2 separate regions of the Homo sapiens genome follow, and region 1 is linked to region 2. The links are chromatin contacts, found by POLR2A ChIA-PET in ENCODE. All regions are on one chromosome and are shown on one strand. The core of a region is the stretch at or near the end of the contact, and the rest is flanking DNA. Distances in the headings are between cores, read along the strand shown.

What was found. ChIA-PET counts read pairs that join two places held with the same protein, here RNA polymerase II (POLR2A).
Region 1: POLR2A ChIA-PET joins it to region 2 with 11 read pairs in B cell. The contact joins two enhancer-like sites. POLR2A ChIA-PET finds 5 or more read pairs at or near these places in 2 of 52 experiments (B cell and WTC11).

Annotation. Positions count from the first base shown.
Region 1 is chr2:237,093,683-237,098,571 of GRCh38, reverse strand. It overlaps COPS8 (COP9 signalosome subunit 8), which reads right to left. Exons shown (of 8, transcript NM_006710.5): 5 at 4,375-4,482; 6 at 2,688-2,750; 7 at 1,703-1,750; 8 at 1-909. The coding sequence ends at 830. Among named protein-coding and RNA genes, the nearest start is that of COPS8, 10 kb to the right of the region's middle. Within about 2 kb of position 1,496, at least 5 of the 41 ENCODE cell types and tissues checked have a DNase peak (open chromatin) inside an H3K27ac peak, as active enhancers do.
Region 2 is chr2:236,925,187-236,930,248 of GRCh38, reverse strand. All of the region lies in intron 2 of COPS8-DT (COPS8 divergent transcript), which reads left to right. Among named protein-coding and RNA genes, the nearest start is that of COPS8-DT, 160 kb to the left of the region's middle. Within about 2 kb of position 1,333, at least 3 of the 41 ENCODE cell types and tissues checked have a DNase peak (open chromatin) inside an H3K27ac peak, as active enhancers do.

The DNA of each region.
Region 1 (4,889 bases), core at 247-2,746, 170 kb before region 2:
GACTTGCTCAGTATTTCTCCAAAGGGCAGAACTTGAGCCAAGCGATAAATATAAGCAACCAATGGGCTGCAGGATAGTTGTACAAAGTGTATCATGTATCTTCATAGCTTCTTTGCCCATATAATGCATTCCACACTTAAGTTTCTCCTTCTAAAAGGCGACAGCACAAGTTAATATGTCTCATAAATGTCTTAAATAAGTTGCATTTTCATGGCAAGCCCTCCACTGCCAGCAATGGATATACTCACACTATTGGAAAAAATCTAAAGTTAACAAACTGGTTTAGTATGGAAATGGTCTATTTGTTCCTCAGCTATGTTTCTGTATCTTACATTAGTGGCTCTCAGGAGGTGGGGGGTGAAAAGAGAGCATGTTCTCCAAAGAGGGTGAATCATAATCCCCAGTGATTCAGATACTGTGCCTGGGGACAATCTTTCTTCAAGTCCAAATGAATCATTATAATTATCAACCAATGGTACATATAAGAGTACGGCATGTGCTGGGACAGAGAAAAGACAGTTGACAAACACTATTCTACATGAAACAGGAAATCTTATTTTATGAGTCACTAGAAAACTAACTGTAATACTGACAGGCTCCATCCAGATTATTAAATACTACAAAATGAGAACTGTTTCAACAACTATTCAGCATAACGTTTATGGACAAAATGTATATAGTATATCTTATATTCTATATGTATTTTATCACATAGTAAGGAATGCTGAGGTGCTTAAGCCATCCAATAAATTGAAAATACAAACTTTACATTTCTACGTTTGTCAGTATACAGGATTCTGAAGATGAATCTTGAACTCAGAGTGATAAATCAGTTTTCAAGGAAAGCCACATAATCCGTCAGTCTGGCTAACTGCTGTTCATTGGGTATTGGGGGAACTGGAGCAGGCTCTGTATGTTAAAGAAACAAACACACTTCATGTTACATACCACAGTAACAAAGCTTTGGCCCCAACACCTACCTCCCCTAATGCCTTCAATTTTTAACAGTAAGTTAACTTTCTTAGATTTGTCCTGGTTTTAGACAAAATCTTACATCATAGAGGCTTGGACATTTTTGAAAAGCAAGCCAAGAAGTTGCAACTTTTATGAGTATGGTTTTACCTAACTGCTAGTAAAGGCATGTCTCATGTTGTTGTTACTGAAGTATTCTATGTAAAGGTTAAAGACACTTTTATCATGCAACATGTCTTTTAAAAGATCACAGCTCTTCTTGAAAACATCCTTACCCATGCAACATTAAATTCAAGAAATAGAGTGCTTCCCATGCCCCAGACATCACTGAAGAATATTAAATTGTCAACAAACCAAAAAAAAAAAAAAAAAAAAGAAAACCCACAAAGAACCTCAAGGAATTTACATTCCAACATTTAAATTACTACACGTCAGCCTGGGGACGCCTTCTGAATAACAGTACTGGTGAACAGCTCTGGCAGGCCTCCCTGACATGAGAATAAGAAGGCTCTGCAGCTGGCCCAGAGGAGGGCACCGCCTCAAGGCAAGCTCTGGGGGAGCCCAGTTTCACTCTTGTAACCAGATGTATTACTACGCATTTATGAAATTTAACCTCTGTTTACAAGGTAAGAAATAGATACACACACTCACACACACATATACATATATACTACAAAAAAGAAATTAGGAACAATGAGACATTAAAAAATGTGCATATGAAAATACATACCTGATAAGGGAATAAACTTGTTAAAGGAAACATCCAGGGCCCCTGCAACTAAATTCAAAAAAAAAATGTACAGCTCAATTTACAGAAGTCATTGTAAAGATCTTTCATAGAACATGCTATTTTCAGCACAACATGCATTTAACGGCCATTTATTTCTCAAACAGGGATAACAACTGTGCTCCATTATAATTCTTTATTATATTACTCTTCCCCCACTATCTCACTTGACTGGGATCATGTCTTCTCACTCTTTGTAACTCAAAGGGCTGAGCACATTGAGAATCCTTTACTGTATGTTCAGCAATGTCTAAACATAGGCATTCCGAGTAGGTGGAAGGAAATTTGGGCTGACGTGGATGAAGGCGGGTTTATGGAAGTGGGCATTAAGCTTGGCTCTAAAGACCTGGCAGAAAAGACACTCCTGGTCAGCAGGAGGAAGAGAAACTATCAGGCGGGAATGAGTGTGGCTCACTTCCAACAGGAAGACTGAGGGGCTGGGAATTCAGATAAAGACAATGAGGGCAGGTCATAGAAATTAAGGCCTTAAAAGGAGGGCTAGAGAAGTTAACTCTGTGAAAGTGGAAGCCACAGGAAAAGTGCCTGTATGACTTGAGTGCAAACAGAAAAGGGGGGCAGTTGAATATTTAAACATTTTTTTTTAATACAGACAACAGCTTGGATATGAAGGATAAGCTCAGTTACAAATGGCTCCATAAAAGGATGGAGATTAATATTTAGTAAAAACTAAGGTGTAAGGACCATGAAAAACCTACGTAAAATCATTTATATACAGGAAATACATTTTTAAGAGTTTAAACTAGGTGATCCTTTCTACCCCGTCTACTACGCTTTATTTAAAATGAGTTATTTCCATTGTGTTAGTATAGCCGAATTTTACATCCAATTATCAAAAACCAAAGACTGAAAACCTGAAGCAGTCTTAGAAGAGTCCAGTGCTGCGTAAATGGGTGAAAGCTCCACCTACCTGGCTTTCTGGGCAGAACCATTCTTGTGGTGGAATCAGCTTGCCATCCTTGTTCTAATATGCCTAAAAAAGTATATTACACATAAAGATCCGGAAAGAATAAAACACCCCACAAAATCCACAACTTGTCCATGACATTAGTTGTACAGAAGACCTGATGTGTTTAGTATAACCCGTCATATGCATTTTTACTAGAAAGGTATATTACAAAGAGCATGGAAACTTATTATTGAAATATTTCTGAAACAGGTATCAAAGCCTCATTTTACTCTATTAGGTTGCTATAATCATTAAAAGATGGTTAGTTTTCTGTCAAGAATATATTATAGTATTAACCTAATCAGTATTATTTAAAACAAACAGAAGGAAAACTGATATGGCGCCTTTTGTGACCATCATATCAGTAATAACAAAGATGGCAATAATAAAAACAGCTTCCATATATGGAAGGTTTACCTGTAGGTACCAGACTACGTGCTTTTATAGGGATGATTTTATGTAATCACCACAACTCTATGAAGTGGGATATAGGGCCATCGTTTGACAGGTATGGAAAATAAAGTTGAGGGAAATTCAAGTGATTTGTCCTAAGTCACATAGCCACTAGCATCAGGGACGGGTGGTACCAGCATTCACATCCAGGTGGTCAGCTGAGAATACGAGCTCTGAAGTATGTTATATATAGAAAATAAATGATGGACCAATTTTAAGAGCCAAAAGAAATAAATGTTTGTATGAGTAAATAAAAGTAATAACTTAGAACTTTCATTAACCTATCTTCATGTATCTACAACTATGCTAGGCCCTGGAAATTTAGGATGTAGTGCGTGATGGTGCTCATATTTTAGCTGGAGAATCAAAAATGTCAATCATGGCAAAACAATGCAACAAGGTGTATACGATATATATATATATTTTTGATATGGAATCTCACTGTGTTGCCCAGGCTAGAGTGCAGTGGCACAGTCTCAGCTCACTGCAACCTCCACCTCCTGGATTCATGCGATTCTCCTGCCTCAGCCTCCTGAGTAGTTGGGATTACAGGTGCCTGCCACCACACCTGGCTAATTTTTTGTATTTTTAGTAGAGACGGGCTTTCACCATGTTGGCCAGGCTGGTCTCGAACTCCTGACCTCATCATGATCCACCCGCCTCGGCCTCCCAAAGTGCTGGGATTACAGGTGTGAGCCACTGCACCTGGCCAGGTGTATACAGTATTCTATAACAACGAGCAACAGGAAGGATTAGTCTGGGCATCAGCTGAGAAATGAAAATGCAAAGTTACATTTGGAGAGACCAGCAGGTATGAGTGGGGAGCAAGCAAGCGCCTAGGGTATGGGTCAGAAATGGCAGGGAAAATGAAAAGGGACGTGGGGATGATGCTGCCTTTATCAAATAAGGGTGAAATAAGGATTTCCAAATATGAGTAAAGAGACCAATTAAGACATATTTTTGTAACCAACTGTGTGGATACTCACACATTTGCTTGCTATAGAACTATTAATATGCTTGACTGCAGGGTGCCTGCTGGGTGTTCCACAACACCTGTTTCATATCACCTCTCAAAAAACACAGCCTGGACTCCAAAAGCATATTCTGTTCCAAGTGTTTCAGAGGAGACTGTGAACCTACAATTCACACTTCTATTTTCCATTTTCCTTATAAGTAAAAAGTAAGCCAAAATTACCTTTCACAGCCTCTTCTACAGGAAGTCCAACAAAGGCTGCAAAATCATCGGCGATGATTGAAGTATACGCTTGAGAGACCAGGGCAAAGGCGCGTCTCCTTGTTGCATCTATTGTGGGAGTGGTGGGTTGGCAGAGAGTGAACCAGGGAGCAGCATTTTCAAAGCACATTGTTAAATCACACCACTGTCCTTGTCTAGTTTTCATAAGCAAGGCCAGATGAACCCAAAGATTTCTGTGCTTATAGATACAAATACATATGCCCAGTATGTACGGGGGGTTCAAATATTGCTGGAAAAAAATACATTTCTTACACTTCCTCTTGGATGAAAAATCTCAGATAATGAAAATTACAAAGATGGAAAAAGGTTACTAAACACAAGGCTCTAACCCTAAGAAAATGCAGTATGTTTATGCAATGGGGATATAAATTTTACTTATCTTATTTCATTTACAAATGCTGGAATCAAAGGAGCAGAAAACTGATTTGCGTAATCAGCTGTCCTTTTCAAAAACG
Region 2 (5,062 bases), core at 84-2,583:
TTTCTCTAATGACCAGTGATGATGAGCAGAAAATCTTAATTGTTTTTAGAAGTTTTAGTTTGAAAACTTCAGTGATCATATATTTATAATGAACAATAAATATTAACTAGTTCTAAATATTGACTGAAAGAAGGTACAGCTTCAGTTGGAAACAACAGTAGTAGTAGCAAACACATATTTACTACACAATGTTTACTATGAGGCAATGCATAGTAAGATTAACTCCTTTAAACCTTATAGCAATCCTGTGGTGTGAGAATCATCAATAGCTCCATCTTAGAGATGAGGAAACTGAAGCTTATAGAGACTACGCACCTGGCTTTTGGTCATGCTGGAGGTGTGACTGTCAGGATCCAGGTCACTGCTCTGTATGTATAATTTTTTGGTATTATATTTGTTCAAAAATATTATATGTAAATATATTTTTTCATGTTGTTAATTATGTTTTTTGGGGTTTTTTGTTTTTGTTTTTTGGCTTTTCTGTTGAGACAGAGTTTTATCCTGTCACCCAGGCTGGAGTGCAGTGGCACGATCTCCACTCACTGCAACCTCCACCTTCAAGGTTCAAGCAATTCTCGTGCCTCAGCCTCCCAAGTAGCTGGGACCACAGGTGCATGCCACCATGCCTGGCTAATTTTTTTTTTTTTTTTTTTTTTTTAGTAGAGATGGGGTTTCACCATGTTGGCTGGGTTGGTCTTGATTTCCTGACCTCAGGTGATCCACCTACCTTGCCCTCCCAAAGTGCTGGGATTACAGGCATGAGCCACTGCACCTGGCCAGGTTTTTTGTTAGAAAGATATTTTAAATTTTTGTGTGCTCACATTTATTGATTTGCTCCTTTGTGATTTGTTCAGGAACTTAGGCACTTACGTCTTTGACTATCCAAAGATTAGCTGTCAAAATTATCATCTATTTGTGTGCATGTAAATCTTCAAGATCATTAATTTGTTTTTAATCTATTAGAAATAAGATACCAAATAAAGAATGGTAAATAAGTTCCAGTTAGATGCTAACTCCAGTTGATTGGTAGTGGCCATCCTGAATGTGGTGTTGAGAAAGATTCTGAAGGGGTCGCATATTTTTTTAAATCTAGATTTTTCCCTCCCAGATAACTAGCCAATGGTCCAACCACCATTTAATTAATTAATTAATATTCAATGAAATTTGTTTTGCTTTTCAAGTTCTATTGGCATTGTTACTGACAAAGCTGGTTTCCCAAAACTAGAGTCTTTTCCTGTTCAGTGTAGTGAAGCTGACACATGAAACTGAAAGTGAGTATCAAGCAGGGCAGGCTTTTTATTCCACGGCCATGGAATGGAGAAGCAGGAGCATGGCTCACAAAGCAACTTCTCCACTAGTGAGGGTGAGGAGGTTAAAATACAGAGTTCCTCTAACGAATGGGTTGGATATTAAAAGCCAGGAGAGGAATATTCATGCCTTTTCTGGAAACGGGCAATGAACTTCCTGGAACTGGAGTGCTGCCTTCATTTTTCCCTTTTATGCCTCTTGCAGTCATTGTCATGGTGACTGGCAACTGTCATGGCACTGGTGAGAGTGTCATTTAGCATGGAAATGAGATTATAATGAAGCCCGAGGTCTTTTTGAAGTCCTATGGTCAGCTATCTTGGTTCTAACCAGTCTCCGCTGGTCTGTTTACAAAGGAAAACTTTTTGTCACAGGCATCCTGCTTCTTAAAGATCAGCAGAGTTAGGGCAGGGTAGAGCTTTAGCTCTGTCACACAGGCATTACACTGGGTGACCGCGTGTCTATTTAAACGGGGGTCTAATTTCAACTATAGTTTTGTTTTTGTTTTTAGTGCTAGAGGACTTTCCTATATGTCTACTCCAGATTGTATTTTCCCTGAAATTCATTCTGTGGCTTGATTTGTTGATTTTTGCTCTTGTAGCTTAGAGAGTTTGGGAGACCACTTTAAAAACCCTCCCTAGCAGCCTGACCCAGGAGAAGCTCACTTGTTCATTCATTCAGAAAATAATAAATACAAAGAGATAAGACAGGCATGGCTATTTTATTTTCAGAGTTGAATAAAAAATGGAACAGTGGGACAAACTACTTTTAATTCTTATTATCCAAGCTATTTGAGTGTGGTGGGACTTCTATATGTAGCCAGACTGGTTGAGCTACTCATTACCGTTGTGGACTCATGGCAACCCCAGACTTACGTGTGTGTTAAAATCCCCTCTGGACATGTAGAATCAATTATCATTGCCTTACTCTTATTGATATGGTTTATAAATGGTTATTGGAATAGAAATGGTATTTAGAGTTCTAGCCACAATGTCCAGCTTTAATAAAAAAAAGTTAGGAAGCCCCCCACCACCAAAGACACACAGACTGCAAGAAAAAACAACCCATTTAGGGGACACAAAGCAACTAATAGTCTGGACTCAAATAATACAGTTTTTAGGACTGTGATATAGAGACTTAAAAATAGTTGATTAATATGTTTGATAATCTAATAAAAAAGCAGATCATGTGTGTGCACAGATAGAAAATTTTATTGGAAAGATGAAAACTACAAGAAAAGGTTTAATAGAAATATCATAAATTAAAAACAAAACCAAAACCGTGTTAGTGGAAATGAAATAAATGATGTCTTTGACAGGCTCATTAGTAGATTTGACATAGCTGAGAAAAGAATCAGTGAAGCTGAAGATAGGGCCATATAAATTACCCAAGTTGAAACACAAAGAGAAAAATAAAAGAAGGGGGAAAGAAAGACATAGACAGAGAAAGAAAACCAGAGAGAGAAACAGAGAGAAAGAACATCTGAGACCGAGACCGATGGAACAATCACATTTTTTTAAACATGATTACAACTGGATTCCCAGAAAGAGAAGAAAGACGGAGAGAAGAAATACTTGGAAAGATAATAGCCACAAATTTTCCAAAAATAATAAAATACATCTAAGCACAGACCAAAGAAACTCAGAGAATCCCAAGCAGGGTAATTTTCAAAAAAACACATCTAGATATATTATAATCACACTTCTCAAAAACAAGTAGAAATAGAAAGTCAGAGGCAGTCAGACAAAAAAAAGACATAAAACATACAGAAAAATAAAGATAAGAATTACAACCAACCTCTCAACAAAAACTATGCAAACTGTAAGTCAATGGAGCAGTATTTTTAAAGTACTGAAAAAAACACAACTGTTAACCCAGAGCTCTATATCCAGTGAAATTTTTTTTTGTCAACAATAAAGGTGAAATGGAGACTTCTTCAGAAAAGACAAATAGAGAGAATGTATTACCCAAAGACCTGGAATAACACATGGAATGTTAGAGTTCTTCAAGCAGAAGGAATATGATACCCAACAGAAACCAGTATCTATAGAAAGAAAAGCTAAGCTCCATAAATAGTAAAAATGAGGAAAAGAGCCAATAATGCCTAAATAACAAGCCCTTAAGCTTCAAGTTTGTGTATGTTCTACTGTATAGATCTTGTCAGATATCCAGCCAAGACAAGTAATATAAAAGAAGGATGCATGGCCCCAGGAACATATTAAGCATTCAAAGCTTCCAATTATTTAAGCCTTTCCCTAGATTACAGAAGATCACAGAAAATCTAGACCATGCACATCAAACTGAATCTCTTTGGAAAAGCCTTTTCTATCAAAATTGTTTTATCTCACCCCCAAAAGTGTTTATTTTTGCTTGAAAAATTACTATCAGTATTCAGACTCAGGGCCATAATGATTGTCTCTTATTTTCAGTAATAAATTATTATAATCAAAGGGGCTTTTAAAATTTTCCACCTGAGAAAATTGAAGCCCATGGATGTAAAGAATTGTGGAGAAGCTGAAACAGCACAGGTTTGGAGCCAGCCGAACTTGATTTCCAACACTGACTTTAAGATCTTTGGCCTTCCATAGGTTATTTAACCACTGTGACTTGTTAGCTGCCTTATCTGTAAAAAGAGCAATACGTAGAATACATTCCTAATAGAACAGCTTGGATAATTATAAAAGGTGCTCAATAAAAGATATGATGATAAAACTGATAACAATGAAAATATTTTTATGGGTCTGTGATCTATCTTTTTTAGCAATGTAACCTGGGAATTTCACTTAATCACTCTGTGCTTCTGAAAATAACAACTCTTTATGAGGTTATTGCGAGGTTGAGTGAGTTAATGATTATGTTTAAAACCGTATTTTACAAAATAGTAAGTGCCTTTTGTTATTATTACTACTTCGGGAATACAAATTTTAGTGGCAATCTGAATTACAGATTTTGTGGATTGAAAATTTGCAAACTGGAAATATGCTGTGACAACATGTCAACAGCTTAAGGACCTTAGATGCTCTTTTGATAACTTCTTTAGTAGCCCTACTACCTTTTATGCTGATCTTAGGAAGGTTCATTTTACTGATAAACCTTACAACCCATATTTTAAACTATGACAAAAGGATTGTGAACAGAGAATTGTCTGCCTCTAAGTACAAAAGAAGAAAGAAAGAACTTGAATGTTAGAATGATGTAAGCATGAGAAAACAGTCCCTTGAAAATGAAAATACTAACAAATGAATAGACAATATAATGTTTGGCTAAATGAAAGCAAACAAAGTAATTAAACACACTCACACCACACACAAAAAATATGAGAAAAGAAAGGGAAAGGAAATGTCATTTAGAGGAAAATGATACCTTGACCTCTCACTCATTTTTAAATGCTCTTATCCTAACATAAACAAAACACAAAAGAAAGAGAGGGGAAAAAAATACTTTTGAAAACCTTGTGGCCAAACCAATTTTAGTCTCTATTTTCAGCAGGCTTAATTTAAAACTCAACCACACTGTAGAGAATGGTTAAAACCTAAAGGAAACCCTGTAATTTAAAAACTTAAATGGAAACAAACACCCCCCAATGAGTGAGTGTCTCATTTGGCAGAAAACGTTTAGTGCAGATTACCAAAATACCCATTCGACATTTCAGGGCAATATTACATTTTTCCTTTTTTGAAACTGAAATGTCTCTATACATGAGCTATCACGTTATCTTTCATAGGAAGTAACATACTCAAGGTGATTCGTAGTAGAC